Linked DNA regions of Homo sapiens: region 2 is linked to region 1. The links are chromatin loops, found by intact Hi-C in ENCODE. Cell type or tissue: IMR-90. All regions are shown on one strand. Each heading gives the region's core, and the rest is flanking DNA. Links, peaks and the distances in the headings are about the cores only. Region 1 has its middle 4.7 kb from the start of LMNTD1. Region 2 overlaps KRAS (KRAS proto-oncogene, GTPase).

Region 1 (2,823 bases), core at 229-2,728:
AAATCATCTCAAATCACTCTCTCCTCTGTCTTCTTGGCACTCTGTCAATTCTCTTTGCCTTTACCCCGCGTTGGGAAAGTACGAGAATTTTGCTGGGGAATTGAAGCCCCATAAGAGTAGATGTGGGTCAAATTAGGGTAATGAAAACTGAGTTTCATGTTGTGAGATTTCTACCTTAAGAAAAAATTAAAAGTGGCAAAATTCCATATTCTTAAGTTTAAAAAACAGACAAAATATTACATATACACAATTTTTAAAGATTTGAAGAACACAAAGAACTGGCTTTATATATTTTAGTTCTCTGCCTCCACATGTGGAGAAGATTTGCACAGCAAGAGATTTTATTAAATTGGTAATACAAATAAAATGTCTTGTGTGAATGAAGGCAGCATATATAAAGATAGTTTTCTTCCCCTCTCAGGCCATGGGTAATATGCAGTTGAGTAATAATCAGTTCAGGACTACAATTTTAAACACTATGACATGTTCCATTATCTAAGATTCAAAGAGTTTGGAATACAATTGTAGGAATTCAATTTCATATTTACACCCACATAAAAATAGTATAAATTCCTATTATAAAGCCTTTTGCTAGTCCAAAAATGTACTCAGTCAATTCATTTCTTTTACACAGATCCACGTGTAATAACAGCCTCAGACACAGATGCTATTATTTTACCTTCAAGTTAGAGTCACATTAAGCTCCTACGAGGGGTATTTCAAGAGAGGCTAGAGGACATGTATTGGAAGTTTCAAGTTTCAGACAGTTTGTTCAAAGTAATCTTCATGGAGCTTCCCAATCACAAAATCCTGTTGAAAAACAACACTAAGGTCTTAGATCTGCATTTCTGAGGCTGAGTCTCAAACACTGGTTTGAATCCTCAGACATACCAATTTTAGCAATAGTTCAAAATAACTGTCTAATTACTTTACACATTACATGTATTTTAGGAGTAGTCTGTCTGCAAATCTTTTCTATTCATACTCTTTAGAGGAATATAGCACTTATTTTTCCAAGTCAAGTCAGGACACCTCAGACTTGTTCAGGAGACAAAGATTCATAACATTTGCTCTTATTTGCAGAACACTATATTCTGTATAGTAATTTTTAAAAAAATACAAACCAATACATTTATTTCACCTATACTCTTTTAATCTATCTTATGAAATCACAACCACCAGCCCATGTGTCTTGAAACAAAATAACACCCAACAAATGGTTGAACCAAGAGCAAATAGTTAATTTTGAGGTTTCCTATTGATATAAATTTGCAGTTTCATTTTCTTCTATCATATATGGGCAATCTCTAGCAGAAAAGTAGTCTGGAGCCAAAGCCTGTAACACATTATTGGAGAACAATTTGAATTGAGAAATTCTATTCATTAGCTTTTATTCCCTCTGCAAACAGGATAAAGGCAGTCATTATTCAACATAACAGCCAAATATTGATTCTCTAGTTTATGGAACACTAGCGCCCCCTAGGAACCCTGTTTAAAATATGTAAAAATTTTAACCTATGAGAGGAGCACTCAATTAAAGGAGTAAGAAAGATCAGTATCAGTTGTAATGTCTCCTTTTTCATCTCTGACTTTATTTATTTGGATCTTCTCTTTTATTCTTAGTCTGGCTAAAGGTTTGTCAATTTTGTTTAACTTTTCAAAAAACCAACTTTTTGTTTTATTGATCTTTTGTATTGTTTTCATTTCAGTTTCATTTGTTTCTGCTCTGATCTTTATTATTTCTTCTACTGATTTTGGGTTTGGTTTGCTCTTATTTTTCTAGTTCTTCAGATGCATCATCAGACCTGTTATTTGAAATTTTTCTTCTTTTTTGACGTAGGCACTTACAGCTATAAAATTCCCTCTTAGTACTGCTTTTGCTATATTCCATAGGTTTTGGTATATGTGTTTCCATTATTTGTTTCAAGAAATTTTCAATTTTCTTTTTAATTTCCTCATTGACTCACTGGTCATTTAGGAGCATATTGTTTAATTTCTATGTTGTATTAGTCTGTTCTCATGCTGCTAACAAAGACATATCCGACACTGGGTAATTTATAAAGAAAAGACGTTTAATGGCCTCACATTTCCACATGGCCGGGGAGGCCTCACAATCATAGCGGAAGACAAAGGAAGGGCAAAGGGTTGTCTCACATGGCGGCAGGCAAGAGAGCATGTGCAGGGGAACTCCCTTTATAAAACCATCAGATGTCATAAGACTTAGTCACTATCATAAGAACAGCATGGGAAAAACCCACCTCCATGATTCAATTACTTCCCATTGAGTCCCTCCCATGACACGTGGGGGTTACTACAATTCAAGGTGAGATTTGGGTGGGGACACAGAGCCAAACAATATCACGTGTATTTGTATAATTTCCAAAATTTCTCTTGTCATTGACTTACAGTTTTTTTTTTTGAGACAGTCTTTTTTTTTAGAATGCTAATCCCCCAATTTTATTTAATCACTATACTTCCTGCATAATTATTATAATTATTATTATACTTTAAGTTCTAGGGTACATGTGTACAACATGTGGGTTTGTTACATATGCATACACATGCCATGTCGGTATGCTGCACCCGTTAACTCGTCATTTACATTAGGTATATCTCCTAATGCTATACCTCCCCCCTGCCCCCACCCCATGAAAGGCCCCAGTGTGTGATGTTCCCCACCCTGTGTCCGAGTGTTCTCATTGTTCAATTCCCACCTATGAGTGAGAACATGGGGTGTTTGGTTTTCTGTCCTTGCAATACTTTGCTCAGAATGATGGTTTCCAGCTTCATCCACGTCCCTTCAAAGGACATGAACTCGTCCTT
Region 2 (2,823 bases), core at 220-2,719, 320 kb before region 1:
AAAAAATTAATAGAAATAGTGAAAATAAAATATTTGAAAGGATTAAGGAGGGACACACTACCTACCTTACTTTTTTCAATGTTTTATTTTGAAAAAATTTCAAACCTATAGAAAAGTAGTAAAAAATAGTACAGCGAATAGCCTCAGCCTCCCAAAGTGCTAAGATTACAGGCATGAGCCACCATATCTGGCTTATTTCTACTAATTTCTATATTAAGATCCCAATAATTTAACTGTTCCATAACCTACACATTATGAAATAATAATGGTTAAGAGACGCCAGAAATGTAATGCTCTTAAGTATAAAGCCTCTAAATTAAGTCATATATAATTAGCATGATTGCCTAGAAACACTGCTCTTCAAAATAAAGTGGGCCATCCATATCCATGGGTACTGCATCTACAGATTCAACCAATTATGGATAAAAGATATTCTGAGGAAAAAAATCCATGAAGTTCCGAAAAGTAAAACTTGAATTTGCCATGTACTGAGTACTACGTTGAACCCACATGAATGAACTGATGTGCAGGCATTGTAATAGGTATTACAAGAAATCTAGAGATACCTAAAACTAATAAGCTCCATGAAGGCAGGAATCTGGTCTGTTTTGCGCCTCAGTGTATCTCTAGCCCACAGGAAGACTGCATGGTACAAAGTGGGCAGTGAAGAACATTTCTAGGATTAAGGAATTAGTTGTATTGTTAAAACCAGAATCTTAGGAGATTCCAAACCATAAAATCATTTTTTCCTTTCACTTAATTCCATTACCAACTTCCATTTGTATGTTTTTAAATCTTTGGATTTATAAAAACCCAAGGTAGAAAAAAACCATGACCAGTAAAGTTTTATATTCAGGTCTTAATAAATACTTATTCTTAATTTGACCTAAATACAGTACCTGAGTTTTCTGTTTATTCTAAAAATCAGGTGCTCACAACTATTCTACAGTCCTATAAAACTCTACAAAATGTGCACTTTCACAATTTGCCACTTCTGAATAGGACCCTCCTATCATCCCCTGTAACACACCACCAAGCCTTGGACTCCATTAAGCAGCTCCTGAGTGCATGCAAAGAAGCTCAGAGAGCCACACTGCTGCCTTTTAGTCCCTTCAACAAAGTAAGCTCAGTAAGTGTTAACAACTGAACCACCCTATTTTCTTATATACTGCCTCGTTTCCTTTCTTAGTTCACTATACTCACCTACTTAGTTAGGCCTAACTAATACAGACAGTAATCTTTATATTAATATTAGCAGAGAGCAAAAATGATACGAAATCAATCATATAAGACTTTTAAATAAAACGAATATATTTATAAATTGATGCCACCCATAATTTAAACAGCGAAACTACACAAACTTAGGATTTCACTGTTACTTGTTATAAAGCAAATAATTTGACCAGTAGAGGGCACTCACAAAAGTGGGGAGAGCTTCACAGCCTTGAAGAGAAATGATTTATAAAATTGCTGTGTGTCTCTGATTTTAAAAACAGAATGTTTTAATAGAAGACTGGAGTAAGCTAACATATCATTAACGTACAAAAGTTAAAGTTTAAATCTTTGTTATACTTGAAAATCTAACATAAACCTTATGTCAGGGACATGAATTTGACAATTTAAAGGATGTTTAAAGCTACAGGTTAACATATCAAGGTTTGGATCTTAACACCATTGAGGTTTGGGGTCAGATAACCCTGTTGTGGGGGCTTTCCCGTGCACTGCAGGAAGTTTAATATTAGGTTGGTGCAAAGGTAACTGCAGCTTTGCCATTTAAAGTAATAGCATCTACTCAATAGATGCCAGTAGCAGTACTCTCTCCCCAAGTTGTGGCAACCAAAAACATCTCCAGATGTTGCCAAATGTCCCCTGGAGGGCAGTCACCCAACCATCCCTCATTGATTACTAAAGATATATGTATAAACTCAGAAGAATAGCAGCTTACAAATTACATAAGGCTTTTCTTATACCAGTCTTCAGTATCAGTTTAATTTTACAAATTTTCTCTCTATAATCTACATACTTCATTCGTAGGTAAAATGAATTCTACAATGAACATGGAAAAATAAAAATAAAATAAAAATTAAAATAAACCTTGGTAAATAAATACTCTACAGCTCAGAACACTAAAGATGAAACAAACCAATCCAATGATTAATCTGGTCTTCCTTACTGAATAGGAAACTGTTCCATCAAAGAGGGGCATAATACTTGAACTGAATTATAAGTGCCACAATAAAAGCATGCTGATGTCAAACAATTAGAGCCTGGGAAAAAATACTTCCTGCTATATTTATTCTTACTAGCATATTATATACAGTAGATACTTAATATATATTTGGTAAGTGATCAACTAATCATTCTGATCTCTGTAACTACCTACATTTTTTTAAAACGAGACTTTTCCTCTTCCACCAAATTTTACCTTAGAAAAAAAACTTCAGGGTTTTGATAATAAATGATCTCTGAACTATAAAGGTATATATTTCTAGCCAAGTATTGTGTTTGGGGGCTATTTTGAGTTTTCAATAATCTTGCCCTAATAACGAGGTATTTCATTATCTCTTTAGTGGGCTTCATAAAAGATAACAATATATACTTCACAATACAAGTAAAGGTGATTATGTGCACAGCCTCGAATACAAACATACTCCATCTATGTGTCATACCTGAATGATTTTACATCATACCTCTGCCACTAAGTTGCCATTAGATAGCAGGCTAAGTTCAAATTTTGGTATACTTACAAATCTGAATTAGTCTCCATTAGTAAATATTTTCTTAATTTGAAAGATAGCTAATTTTCAGTTTTAAAAAGTTATA

What was found. Hi-C counts contacts between places; a loop is a spot of excess contacts. Peaks named below come from ENCODE experiments on the same cell type or tissue, not always from the same donor. Only the 100,000 strongest peaks of a DNase experiment are listed, where the experiment ranks them.
Region 2: it touches region 1 in a loop (2.6-fold over the local background); 4 of 110 quality-filtered maps call a loop at or near these places.

The regions. Positions count from the first base shown.
Region 1 is chr12:25,556,560-25,559,382 of GRCh38, forward strand. It overlaps a transcript of LMNTD1 not described here. Among named protein-coding and RNA genes, the nearest start is that of LMNTD1, 4.7 kb to the left of the region's middle. In IMR-90, for the core only: a CTCF peak has its summit at 1,479; no DNase peak of the experiment used is centred there.
Region 2 is chr12:25,239,964-25,242,786 of GRCh38, forward strand. All of the region lies in intron 2 of KRAS (KRAS proto-oncogene, GTPase), which reads right to left. Among named protein-coding and RNA genes, the nearest start is that of KRAS, 9.6 kb to the right of the region's middle. In IMR-90, for the core only: a CTCF peak has its summit at 1,412 (motif pointing right); a DNase peak (open chromatin) is centred at 1,408; H3K27ac peaks cover 299 bases.